2 separate regions of the Homo sapiens genome follow, and region 2 is linked to region 1. A link is a contact called in ENCODE Hi-C or POLR2A ChIA-PET data. All regions are on one chromosome and are shown on one strand. The core of a region is the stretch at or near the end of the contact, and the rest is flanking DNA. Distances in the headings are between cores, read along the strand shown.

Region 1 (7,275 bases), core at 2,907-5,406:
AAAGTATTATTCTTCTGATTTTTTTTTCCTAAGCACTTATAAAAATGTAAAGACCTTTCTTTGCTTGTGATTCTTATAAAAGGAAAGCGAGCTAGATTTGGTCCACAGAGTGTAGTTTGCCAATTCCTCTTTAAAAATGATATATTCACATCTATTCAGCATAAAGAAATATCTAACGTGGAACTATGCTGGTTGTCCTGCCACATCATGGATTTCTTTATGATACAGTTAGCAGATTTTTTAAAAAAATCAAAAATTAACAAGCATTTGAGTAGGCTACCAGGTGACAAACTGCTACTGCCCTACATTGAGGACAAAGTGGTGACTAAGTACCACCCATCAAGCTTGTCATAGGGAGAAAGACAAATGGGAGGCAATGACAATTTTCTAGTGGACACACACAGAAGAAGCCCTAACTAAAGTTAGCAGTCTAGGAACACATTTAGAAGGAGTGTCCTTGGTATTCAGACTAAAGGAGGGGCACGAAAACAAGGGTGCTTGGGGAAGGGAGGGAGTGAACAGAAGCATCCCATGAGCTGCAGCAGGTGTGGAAGGAATGAGTGAGGACAGAGACGAGTAAGGCTTGAAATGCAGGCAGAAACTATATTCAGGAGGACCTTCAAGGCAGCACTAAGAGAAAACAAATCCATTAAACAGTTTCAGGAAGAGCAGGGAAAAGCACAGACTATAAAGAAGCTAGATTGGAGTAAGAGGAATTAGGGAGCCAAATTAGGAAAATATTGCAGTAACTCAGGAGAAGACTAAATCCTGGACTGTCACAGAGGAACACTGGGGTTCCAAAAATATTTAGAAGGTAGACTCAATGGTAACTGACTGGATGCATAGTTGAGGCATAGTTGAGGAAAAGGAAAGAATCAAAGGTTTCTCTCTGGACAACTGAACGGTTGGTACTGTCAATTACTGAGATGGGAAACCACAGAGGAAGAGTGACAATTACAATATCTTCATCTAAAGAAAAGGTACCCTCTTCACCAAAAAAATTAATTCAAAGAGTACAATTAACTTTATATAACCTGAATGTTTATTACATGCTTAATGGAATAAGTCAAATACTCTTTTGAGGATACTGGCCCAGGGCACTGGTCTAGATGTACTATAGTACACTAGATGGTAAATGTTCTGGCAGGACACCTTCCTCAACTTTAGCCTAACCACCAGTAAGGTGCGGTATTGTGCTCGGCACACATAGCAGGCACAGTCAATTCTGAAGGCATGCTAAATTGAATGACTTTAAAAACAAAACATCCAACCCCATCCATGATAAAATTATAAGAAATTAAATCATAATTTGATCAATCATGAATATGTTTGTCACGGGGAACAATTAGCAACTATTTTATTTTTAGGATTTCCCAAAATGAGATGGGCTAGGTGGAATCCAACTGAGACAGACTGACAAAGAAACAGTAAATTTTCTTTTCCCCTAATATCATTCAGTCCAAAACTTGGATGAAAGTATCCAACCTGCAAAGGTTTTTCACAATGCTCATTCTGATTAGCAAAGGCCATCAATTTCCCAGCTGAAACTAGTAACAAGTGATGCTTCCAGCACCACCTAATGCATTCCAGGGCAAAGAAAAATACAAATCAAAATGATATAAATTATTGCTTTTAAAAATTCCTGCAATAAATATATATTGCTGGTATATTTTTAAGTCATAATAAAAAATACCAAATAAGAGCAGGAAAGTTATCTGTCCAAACTGCTATAAACTGATTATTTAATTGATCATAGTGCTATATTAGTTCCCGGCAATTAAGTTTTTTTTTTAAAGGAAAAAGACCTTGAAAGGCTTACTTCTAAAACAACTTAAAAGCCTATGTGCCAAAGAGTGAAATTAGAGAAAATGCCACTACTTCATGAGTGGACTTAATAAGGCTTTGCAGAACTTAGAACTTGTCCATTATGGTTTATTTATATAGCCAAATGAACGCTCTAGGATGTGATGTAGTCTTCCCCTGCCCGCATGAGTACTAAATACTAGGAATCAGATCTCAAAGAGTACACAAGAAGACTTACCACTATAGTTCCTCCATTCTGGTATCTTTTAGAACAACTGTCTTTAAACTAGGTCACAAAACAGCACTGAGACACTCATCCAGTCTTTACACTTCACCACCCAGGTATCAGGCCTGATGAAGAGTATATCATGCATAAATGAAGTCCTGCCCTCAAAGAGCTTATGGCTTATTAAATAAACAGGATATTCAAAATAGACACTTCCTAAATTCACAAAGGATTTATTTGTATATTCTACCTGATCATATTTACTCATTCTTAAATATTAACTGAGATCCTCCCAAAAATTAGATCTTTGTAACTTTCCTCCTCTCAGAAATCACTTGTATACTCATAAAAGCTTTTATTTAAAATTCCAATCACTTATAGGCAATCAACTACTTAATTCAAACCATAGCTATATTAATGTAGCCAAAAGCAAATCCAAAATTAGTCTTAATATTTAGCCAATTGGTGGCTATATTCAAAAGTTCGCTTAATATTGTAAATGTTCACCATGAAATATCATTTTACTGCATAACTTTGTAGCCAATAATTCAGCAAATATTACAAAAACACAGGACTAGTGAGGCAATCCAGCTACGACTATTCAGTGAGCTGAATATGTACAGCATTTTCAGCATCACAAAACTCAGTTCAGCATATACTCGCTGGACAACTACTGCTCCAAATATTTAATCCTCTCCTAGTTCTCCTACACATCAAAGTACTACTTTAAATGTCACCCTCAATCAAGACAGACAGCATATTCTTTTCTGATTCCATTCTTGAAGCCAGGGCCCAACTGTGATCCTCGATTACATAATTTTAAATCTAGATGACTGAAAAAAACAGTGAAAGAGTTATGGACACAAAGAAAGAAATAAGATTATCTTCTTAAATCTCCTAGCTATAGCACATTTTTAAGAGATCTGGACACTCTTTGCATGATCTAAAGTCAAATGTGTAATCGAAATTACTTTATCTTACAAACATAACTTAGTCCAAAACTAAAGTATAATTATAACTTAGATGTGACGAACTTAAATTACTTTTCCTTCTCTCTTTCATTGGAATCCAGAGCTCGGATGTAAATTAAAAATAACATCTTGGATGGCCTATATGATTTTAGACAAGTGATGCAAATTTTCTGGGTCTCTGTGTCATCTATAAAATGAGAAAATGGAATCAGACAGTCTCCTCTACTTCTAAACTTCAAAGACGTGAGTCAGTATATGTCACAGAGTTGTATATAGGAACCTTGCAAGCTACCTGAGAGTATGAGGTCATAAAGCAATTTTTAAGAAAGCATTTTTATAGGCCTAAAAAATGTATTAGAAGACCAAAATCAGGGTCAGATCTCAGACAGACATCTCCAGGAATCAGGAAAAGGGAAAACAATAAGCTCATCTCATTAAGAAATATTTCAGTACCTACTGCACATGATGTTTATTAAGACTTATCAACCTTTATAAACACCAACATATAAAGACATAAAAAAAACAGTACACCAGCTGGGCATGGTGGCTTACACTTATAATCCCAGCACTTTGGGAGGCCAAGGCAGGCAGATCACCTGAGGTCAGGAGTTTGACACCAGCCTGATCAACATGGTGAAACCCCATCTCTACAAAAAAAAATACAAAAAAATTACCCAGGCATGGTGGCGCAGGCCTGTAATCTCAGCTACTCGGGAGGCTGAAGAATGAGAATTGCTTGAACCCGGGAGGTGGAGGTTACAGTGAGCCGAGATCGCACCACTGCAGTCCAGCCTGGGCAACAGAGGAAAACTCTGACGAAAGAAAAGAAAGAAAGGAAAGGAAAGAAAGGAAGGAAAGGAAGGAAAAGGAAGGAAAGGAAGGAAGGAAGGAAGGAAGGAAGGAAGGAAGGAAGGAAGGAAGGAAGGAAGGAAGGAAAAACAACACACCAAATCAATTATTCATTAGTTAACTGAGACTTCTAGTATCAAACTGGTTTCAACTGTGATCTAAGCCAGGGATCTGCAAACTACAGCCTGTATGTCAAATTCAACCTGTCACCTATATTTGTATAGCCCACAGGTAAGAATGGTTTTCACAAAATGCTTTTTTAAAAAACAGAATATTTGTTGTTTATTTGATGATAGGGAACACTGACTCATAATCTCAATTAAGCAATTTTTTAAAAGTCTCAGCAAAGCTCTTGAGGCTTGAAAGCAGTAAACTAGCATCCATTATATGATGAGTCACTTTGATTTAAGTCCAAGAGTCATTAGCTACAAATTTATTTCTTTTTATACCCAAAAGACCTCTGATGAGCTGCCTCATTGCCCACAGACATTGACTTCAACTTCCTAAATGTATAAAAGTGATTATTTACACAGATTATAACTAAGATCCTTCTAAAACATAAAAATACATATCCTAGGAAATAATAAATATGTATGGAATAACTGAATAAATTACAGTCAAGGTATATCAACAGGGGAACAAAGAAGGACAAGAAATGAAAATGCTAAGAGATAAGAAGATAGGTCATACTTCTGGTACATATTTTCAATAACTAAGCAGTAATCAGTCACAGAACTTAAGGTAAAGCAATGTCAGTCTGGCAAAGAATTAGAAAGTCAGACACGAAAAATAAAAATTGGCCAGGTGCGGTGGCTCACATCTGTAATCCTAGCACTTTGGGGGGCCGAGGCGGGTGGATCACCTGAGGTCAGGAGTTCAGGGCCAGCCTGGCCAACGTGGCGAAACCCCATCTCTACTAAAATACAAAAATTAGCCAGCATGAGGCAGGTGCCTGTAATCCCAGTTACTCAGGACGCTGAGATGGGAGAATCGCTTGAACCCAGGAGACGGTAGCTGCAGTGAGCTGAGATTGCACCACTGCACTCCAGCCTGGGCAGCTAAGCAAGACTCCGTCTCAAAAAAAAAATAAATAAATAAATAAAAATAAACTAAAATCAAGATCTGTCAAAATCTGTCTGACTAGCATAAAATACTGAGTGTGTCTGAATAGGAATCTGTATTACAATAGAAAGCTAATGAGACTTTATCAACTAAAACTAACTACTTATTCTAGCTTTGGAACAGACATGTTCTGAGAATCTGTTTTTTTTTTTTTTTTTGAGACAGAGTTTTGCTCTGTTGCCCAGGCTAGAGTGTGGTGGTGCGATCTCGGCTCACTGCAAGCTCCGCCTCCCAGGTTCACGCCATTCTACTGCCTTAGCCTCCCGAGCAGCTGGGACTATAGGCACCCGCCACCGTGCCCGGCTAATTTTTTGTATTTTCAGTAGAGACGGGGTTTCATCTAAGAATCTCAAAGAGTGGAACACATGCTAAAGCTTTACAAGGACAGTTAATCACCTGAATAGATAGGAACTCTGCTTAAAACTCAAATATTATAGGAAGAACAAAGAGAAAAGGAGGCCAGGGTAATAAATACTACCCACAGTAATGTTTATGAAACACTGTATTAGAAGAAGATGTGGTTATTCCTTGGTTCCTCATGAGGGAAAAAAATCCTACGTAACTCAGACTAGTAAGTAAATCAAAACTTGTGTCCATGGATTGGTTATACTCAGTCAATTCTCTGGAAGGGCTAGAGTAAAAATGTCCAAAAGATTGTTCAGGAAGCAGAAATATGTGATTGATAACAGCCCAAGTATCAAAGTATAGTTTTAAAAAAAAACTGTGAAGAGATCAACATCCATCCCCCACAGGGCAATAAATGCTCGCTCAAATCGAGTGAAGACGATGCAAACTAAATTTAGTACTCAGCTAATAGATTGACACATACAGATGTGCACTCACACACAACCCAGCTACTAGTAAACCCAGAAGAAAAAGGGAAAAGTATATGGAGTAAAGATAACTGACATAAATTGGAGAAGGCTTCCAACTTTTATTGAAAACTAGGAGAAATCCACCATGAAAGTCTCATAGGTCAATTTCACAGGATGAGAGAAAACAGTTGGCAGTACTGTCATATAAAATGTACTATTTAAAAAACAGGCAAACAAAAAAGCCCCCAGGGCACATGGGCTGGGGAGAAGAGAAGTACATCACTCCATAACCACACTGAGGCCCTACCGTGTACATTCCTTATATGTGCCCTACCCAGTCAAGTTACAGATTCTAACTGCAAAGTTAACTCTTAATATTTCTTAATAGAATAGTACCTTCTTAGAAGATTCTTTCTTAAAAGACACACAGCAATGTACTTCACTGTTAAGGCTGTTCAAGGTGTTCAAAACTTAAAATCAGATACGGTATTCTATTATACTAATGACAAAATGTGATCAACTTTTTATTTAGCATAGTAATTGGGATCCGTAGACCCCTGGAGTTCCCAAGACTTTTTAAGGGAACTGTGAGGTCAAAATTACTTTTATGGTATTACTAAGATATTACTTGCATTTTTCACTCCATTGGCATTTGCACCAATGTTACAAAGCGATAGTGGGTAAAACTGCTCACACCTTAGTATTACGAATCAAGACCTGATGGTATTACTAGTAGTCATTGTATTTTTTCACCACTATGCACTCAAAAAAAAAAAAAAAATTCCCTGAAGAATATCCTTGAATGAAACAGAAAAGGTGATATTATGAAAATCTTAAATGTTCAAATACACATCTTTTTAATATGCTGTGTGTGTAACAAAGTGCTAAGTAACAGAGTTACTTCCGTTGCATACTAAAATGATGGTTGTCTCAAAAAACAGGACTGCAATGGTTTGAATTGCAAGTTACACTAGCCACTTTTTTCATGGAACAGCGTTTATACTTCAAAGAAGAAATGACAATATAGTTATTCAGACTGGGGATTTGGCAGACATTTTCCTGCAAATGAATGAAATGGCCAGGCGCAGTGGCTCACGCCTGTAATCCCAACACTTTGAGAAGCCGAGGCGGGTGGATCACTTGAGGTCAGGAGTTCGAGACCAGCCTGGCCAACATGGCGAAACCCTGTCTCTATTAAAAATACAAAAATTAGCCAGGTGTGGTGGCATGCACCTGTAATCTCAGCTACTTGGGGGGTTGGGGCAGGAGAATCGCTTGAACCCAGGAGGTGGAGGTTGCAGTGAGCCAAGACAGGACCACTGCACTCCAACCTGGGTGACAAAGAGAGAGTTTGATTTCAAAAAAAGAAAAAAAATACATTAGTAAGTAATACAAAATTTCCATTTTAATATCTGATACATTTAATATTGATAACTATAACCCACATAAACAAAAGCTCTTTGAGATCATCAATAAATTAAGATTGTAA
Region 2 (7,275 bases), core at 2,654-5,153, 40 kb after region 1:
ATCTAATTTTAAGATTAATGATGACAAACAAAAGATAAACTCAATCTGTCTCCCAAAAATGAACAGAAAAGTAAGGACAATGATAATGAAGACACCATAAACAGAAAGGGGCCTAAAAAGACTTCAAAACATAATAACAAAAAAAAGAAGAAAATGCATAAAAAACACATAAAGCCCAAATGAGCCTCAGCTATGTGTGACAAAATTTTAAGTAGTAGGCAGAAGTTATAGAAAGGTATTTTTTTCCTATTCAATATAAAGGGAAACCATCGCGCAAATCAATGACAATGTTCAAACAAAATCTGGATATGTGATTCATCAAGGAAGTTCTAGTGGGCACTTAGGCAAATGAGCTGAAGTTTGTTCTACGTGCGCCCCATCCCTTTCTAACTTAGCACTCAAGTGTATTATCAGCGCCAGCACTAGCTTCTGCAGTACCTTTGTGCAAATTAGACTCTAGCAAAATAAATTACAAAAAGGAAGCCACGTGGTATCGGAGGTTAAGAGCCTGGAATTGTGGAGCCACACAGGTGGGTTTGGACTCCCTGGCTCTGACTCTTAGTAACTAGATAACCTCTCTCAGTGCCTTCGCTTTTTCATCTGTAAAATAAGTTAGGAGAGTGGAATAAAAAGTGCTAATCAGTGCCTAGCATAGTAATAAGACATAATGCATATTAAATAACAGAAATAAATTGTTATAAAGGAAGCTCCTTCCTCTGTGAAGACAGTCCGCTAACAGGGAAACAGCTTGGCCTGGATTTCAGTGCCCACTTTTCCCTTGGCTGTGTACCTCTGTGCAGGACACAAACTGCCCATTCAGATTCTGCCGTCCTGTGTGCTACTAAGGCTATTGAATCCAGGTACATTATGTCTTTTAGTGAATTAACACAACAGCATTACTACTAAAAAAAAAAATTATCATTTATAAAACTTTTTAATTACAACAGATTTGGAATATGCCCACAGTAGTCATCCTGACTAGCATAACCTCACAGTGATAATGAACACCTTCTAAATGAAGCAGTTCTTCAAACACTCTTCACAACTAAACAGCTTCAATTTTTACTTTGTAATAGAATGCAATAGGCCTCTTTAAAAAAAAAATTAAGAATATGTCAGCGGATAATTACTAAACTGAAAACTGTCATTCTGAAGTGCTTTGGACACACAAAAAATATACACACTTACATTAAACTAGATATTAGGTTCAGAATTCTGAAATGTTATGTTTCTATTTATCCACTACTGATGAACTCAAAGAGTCGCTCTTATGTGTCCTTACAGAAAACATTTCCTTACAGATTCACGTGAAAAAAAGTTTTCAAATTGGTTTCTTTAATTTCATATTTTGAAAGTTGGCATAATCTAGACAGTATCAGCAAATGCTTTTCCTTCAGTAAATTAAAACAAATATTTCATTTAACTACCACATTCCAATCAAAATAGCTGCCAGAAATACATTCATTTATGAAATCAAGGTTGTATGGGGGTTTTTTTAGTGGAATATTCTTAATTCTGGAGAATGCCAAGTTCTCATCCGGTGTTGGTTTGCCAAAATGCTTTCAATTTAACTTGTTCACCAAACTTAAAATGATACATTCGAACCAGCAAACACAAGCTGTGTTATCTGCCTGACCCATTCAAGGAGCCACTTCTGGTTCACACACACATAGATACACCATCCGGGGATCATGAAACGAAACTACCTTTCTTAAGATCTCATATATTATATATATTTCAATACAGAAAACTCCTCTCTGTGCCCAGCACCCAAGTTACGATAATAAAACACCAACTGAGATTATCTGAATACAACTACTCCATCTTACTTCTCAGTCATTGGCACGCAATGGTCTAAGGCAAACTATGGCCAGTTAGCAGATATTTTTTTATTTTGCAGGCCATTTGGTCTCTGTCACTACTACTCAACTCTGCTATTATACAGCAAAGTAGCCACAGACAATACATTAAAAAATGAATGGGCATTACTCTTTCTAATAAAACTTTATTCAAAAAAAAAAAAGATAACACACCAGATATGGTCCACAGGTCATAGTTTGTTGACTCTGAAGCAATTCCCAGAACCATCCAAATTTCTACAGATCCAGGATAAAGCAAAGAAGCTTTTAGGTTAAATGAGGTAAACATTTTTTTAAATCAAATAAATTAACAGACCAAGCAAAAACACTTACTATTTAAACACTGCCTACTAAAAATATATAACCATTCTATGAAAAGGAAATTTTCTAAGGAATTCAAACATAGTATCTTATGTGGCCCTATATATAATAATGAAGTTCATTAAGAAAATTATAAGTATTAAACTTCAACATTCCTCTGCCATCTTTAGAAACTTAAAAGACAGTGGGGGTAAGAATGGAAAGAATAAGGCTTTCTGTTCTGTTTAAAAACTCAGCTCTTTCACATCATATCCATACAACTGTAAGCAAGCCCTCAGTGTCTTCATCTATATAGTGTATTAGACAGCTTGATAACAAGTATGAACATAGTGTTTGGCTTATTGTAAAGAAAATAAACTAGGATTTATAATCCTATTGAATGCCTAAAGGCATTTTCGCACAGAAGTAATACTAATATCAGTTAATTATAACTGCATGTATAGTTTAAAAGGGAGCAAAAAGGTTAAAAATAGTATAGTATTAAAAGAACAAAAAGAATCAACTCCCTAAGCAAAAAAATTGTTTGAATTATGAATTTCCATGAGTTTAAAAAATACTAATGGTATTTTTATTAATGCAAACAACAAAGAAACAGACAATAAAGACACTGGGCTAGCTGAGACTGGTCCTGGAAATGCGTCCTCTTTGCCAGAGCAAATAGAAGGAAGGAAGAAACAGAAAACACTGGCCATAAGTTGTGGCAATACTAGCTAATGTTCACCAAGCAGCGATGAGAAGAAATGTTATGCCCATCTTAAAAATTAACAGAAAATGAGCTTGCATTTTAGCTTTTTGATGGGATAAGGATATCTGGATACCAAAAATCACTTCTATAATAGAGATGAAAATGTTATTGTCAAACATGTTTTCTTTTCACATTTTCTAACAATCCTAAATCATAATCTAATTCACAGATAAATATGGGGAAAAAACAAGTAAATTGTATATTTGTAATTAATTTTTAAAAACAAGTTAATATATAAACAAAATTACATTTAAAATTGTCAATTTCATACCTTTTCCCAATTTTTTAATTGAACATAAACTGAATATGAAAGCAACCAAACATTCAATCAGAAACAAAGAACCTGCACACTAAATGAACTCTCTCCATTAGAAATGCATTAGTTACTCAAGAAAATACAAACTATCAAGCAAGTCCCCTTTAAGAGAATAGGAAGAAATGTAATTTAAAGCCTATGTTTACCTCCAAGACTAAACAGAAGGTTGTTTTGTTTTTGTATTTTGGGATGATTGTAAGATTTGTCCTGCAGTAGACAACAGAACTATGGGAAGAAAGAAGAGGTGGGGAAAGAAAGGAAGAAGGAAGAAAAAACAAATTGTAATTAACCTTTCTACTAGAGATTGTTAACATTAAAAGTTAGCCCTTTACATCGAGTTACTATTAATTCACCCACTGGGGACAAAACTTACTAAAATACATCAGTAAATAAAACACAGATCCCTGCTCTCTCACAGTTTAAATTCCAGCAGAATTTTGATTAATAAGTAATGTTACAATCATAAATGCTATGAAAAAAGAAAAAGTCCAAGCAGGGTAAAGGGATTCAGAAGTTGGGGGGAAGAGAGGTGAAAGAGGAACCCCTGGGTTGCAATATTAAAGTAGGATGGTCAGAGCCAGAGTTGGTTTGTATTTCAATTGAGAGACAGCAAGATACTCAGGAAGCTTCCTGTATGCTCGATGTTCTGTGTACAGACAATGATGTATGAAGACGTGCCTTATATCTTGGTGTTGTCCGCTTACTACTGGAAGGCATACCTAGAACACTTCCTTATTCACAAAATACGTCATTTATGTTTTAGTTACTCTAATTTTTTCTCTGCAGTATCGATTTGTGCCTGATGCCTCCTATATATTGTGAAGCTACAACTCCTAGGAGACCTATCAGGCATTATAATTGACATGTTGTATATGCAGGCCATGATAAAAGCTATGAAATGCTAAAGAGAAGATGTGCCAAATCAAAGAAATTCTTAACTGTAACCCAGAGTCTATTCAGTCAAAATATTTTCAGACACACATTCTTACAAAATTAACATCAAAGAACTTCAAAGTTTTTCCAAGACACATGATACAGAAAAACAGAAAAATGTCACTAAAATAGAATGTCTAATGACTTAAGCCCTTCTACAGTTTAGGCAACAATTTGTAAATATCCAGCAAAGCTTACAATGTATCTAGGGCTATACACCCACCATTACGAATTTAAAATACCTGACTAGGGAAAAATAACAAAACACAAACCAGAACTTCTTTGCTTAAGAACACCTGGTCTTGGTTTTGTGGTTTTTTTTTCCCTACTGTGTTCACTATTCTTCAGCAGAAGACAAAGAGGAGGCAAAGGATAAATGTCTGTGAAAATGCATAAAGCTAGAACTATGAAGACACTAAGCTGAATTTTTTCAATACCTTCTATTGTAAATGCACAGGAATAAATGACAGTATGTCTGTGACTTATGCCTACTATTGTACCTAAAACACAATTCTAGATATGAATAAGAATTAAATGAGATGAGAGGAAGGAGTGGTCAGAACTTAATGAGAACGGGGGGGATATTTTGGGAAGCAGATAAGTGTGAGAACAAAAATCTTACCTCCTCTTCATGAGAGAAAAGAAGCCGGAAATTGTCTAAGGAATACTTCTTCTAGATAGGGTCCAGAAGAGGAAAATATCTTTCAAACAAAGAGGAAAAAAATGTGTTGTGTATGATTTTCACCCCCTTGATCTCACGTCAAGCAAATCAACAGTTGAAAGGAACTGCTCTAACAACTCAGACTCAACTAGACAAATTCACAAAACCTAAGTAGGCCACACCTGGCATGTGTTTACAGAGAAAGCTACAGGACAGGACAGGCTAGCAGGGCAGTATCACGCCAGGCACACAACAGGAGGACATGCAATCCAGGAGCTATTGTCTTTGCACCTCTCCCTACTATCATCACCATCACCATATCATTATTCAGGTAGGTATGCAAAGGGCAAAGAATCCACAAACGATACAAAAGTTACCCTGGGTTAGACACACCTGAGTTCCACTGAGAAACCACTATGATTGATTTTTTTTTTTTTTTTTTAAAGACAGAGCCTTTCTCTGTTGCCCAGACTGGAGTGCAGTGGCGCTATCTCGGCTCACTGCAACCTCTGCCTCCTGGGTTCAAGCGATTCACCTGCCTCAGCCTCCCGAGTAGCTGGGACTACAGGTGCATGCCACCATGCCAGGCTAATTTGGGTATTTTTAGTAGAGACAAAATAGCTGGGAGGATCGGTTGAGCCTGGGTTTCACCATGCTGGCCAGGCTGGTCTTGAACTCCTGACCTCAAGTTATTTGCCCATCTAGGCCACCCTAACTGCTGAGATTACAGGCTTCAGCCACTGCGCCAGGCCCACTATCATCTTATAAGCATCTCCTGGACATATCTTCCAGGGCACCCAATCCACGAAGGATATGCTGTTTTAAGAATGCATCACACCTTCCCAAACCAGGTGCAGTTCACGTGTCAGGAATCTCTTTGCCATACCCTATATGGTGGCTGTTAATATTGACATTTCACTTTAGATTTCAGATGAGTCAGAGCTAAACATTAAACCAAGGTCATTTATTCACAGAAAGAGAAACGGTTTAGGGAACCTTTTACAATGCACCTGGGTCCTCATCCCAACTCTGCCTGTAGGGTGCCAGTGGTCTTAGGCCTACAACTTAAGCCTCTTAAGACTCACCACCAACAAGCAATGACTGGGTTTATTGGATTGACTGCTAAGATCCTTTGAAGCCTTTTAAAAAATAAGAACTAGGCCCTGAAACGAAGAAGAAAATATCTCCTGCCTTCTAAGAAATAAGACAACAAAGATATAAAATCAAATATATATATATATATATATATATATATATATATTTTTTTTTTTTTTTTTTGTGAGGGGCTCTGACTCTGTTGCCGAGGCTGAAGTACAGTGGCACCACCTCGGCTCACTAAAACCTGCGTCTCCCGGGTTCAAGCAATTCTCCCACCTCAGCTTCCCAAGTAGCTGGGATTACAGGCGTCTGCCACTACGCTCAGCTAATTTTTGTATTTTTAGTAGAGGTGGGGTTTTGACACGTTGGCCAGGCTGGTCTAGAACTCCTAACCCCAGGTGATCCACCCACCTCAGCCTCCAAAAGTGCTGGGATTACAGGCACGAGCCACGGCCCCCGGCCTAAAGTATCATTTAAATAGCATGGAAAACTTGTTTTGATCATAGGACAGTTAAAGAAAAGCTGTCTCATTCAATCCCCTTTGTTTTATGCATACAGATTGAGATCGGAAATGGTTAAACATTCTTATCAGAGGTGATAAAATGAGTATTAAACTCTACATTGCTGGCACACTCAGTATCATTTAAATCTGACTATTTTGTACAGTACATAATATTGTCCGTTTTAAAAACAAGTAATTAGGTGCCCGGCCAAATTTCTACTTTTCAAGAAAAAGAAAAGTATGAGAACACTTTTTTGTGAAAGCCCTCAAAGACCTGCTGGGTGCGGTGGCTCACACCTGTAATCCCAACACTTTGGGAGGCTGAGGCGGGCGGATCACGAAGTCAGGAGTTCGAAACCAGCCTGGCCAACATGGTGAAACCCCGTCTCTACTAAAAATACAAAAATTAGTCGGGCGTGGTACCATGTGCCTGGAGTCGCAGCTACTCGGGAGGCTGAGGCAGGAGAATCGCTTGAATCTGAAAGGCGGAGGGAGGCAGAGGTTGCTGTGAGCAGAGATCGTGGCACTGCACTCCGATGAAGCAAGACTGTCTCAAAACACACACACACACACACACGGAATAGAATAGAGAGAACCCAAAAGTAAATCTACACATTTACAGTCAACTAATTTTTGACAAAGGTGCCAAGAACACACAGTGGGGAGAGAACAGTGTCTTCAATAAATGGTTTTGGGGAAACAGAATGAATATTCACATGTAGAAAAATGAAAGTAGACCCTTATCTTTCACCATATACAAAAATTAAACAAAAAAAATGGATTAAAGACTTAAGCATAAGACTCAAAACTAGAAAATTACTAAAAGAAAACTCAAGAGGA

The links. Hi-C counts contacts between places; a loop is a spot of excess contacts on that map. ChIA-PET counts read pairs that join two places held with the same protein, here RNA polymerase II (POLR2A). Pooled maps may share reads with other maps.
Region 2: a loop to region 1 is called in a map of CD4-positive, alpha-beta T cell, with 2.4 times the contacts of the local background. The contact joins two enhancer-like sites. A Hi-C loop is called at or near these places in 6 of 168 maps with a recorded cell type or tissue (CD4-positive, alpha-beta T cell, CD4-positive, alpha-beta memory T cell, IMR-90 and 3 more), 4 of 37 single-sample maps with no recorded cell type and 3 of 50 pooled maps. POLR2A ChIA-PET finds 5 or more read pairs at or near these places in 7 of 52 experiments (A673, H1, OCI-LY7 and 4 more).

The regions. Positions count from the first base shown.
Region 1 is chr3:177,065,920-177,073,194 of GRCh38, forward strand. The region is part of intron 2 of TBL1XR1 (TBL1X/Y related 1); the gene reads right to left. Among named protein-coding and RNA genes, the nearest start is that of TBL1XR1-AS1, 32 kb to the left of the region's middle. Within about 2 kb of position 4,157, at least 2 of the 41 ENCODE cell types and tissues checked have a DNase peak (open chromatin) inside an H3K27ac peak, as active enhancers do.
Region 2 is chr3:177,106,013-177,113,287 of GRCh38, forward strand. All of the region lies in intron 1 of TBL1XR1 (TBL1X/Y related 1), which reads right to left. Among named protein-coding and RNA genes, the nearest start is that of TBL1XR1-AS1, 72 kb to the left of the region's middle. Within about 2 kb of position 3,904, at least 3 of the 41 ENCODE cell types and tissues checked have a DNase peak (open chromatin) inside an H3K27ac peak, as active enhancers do.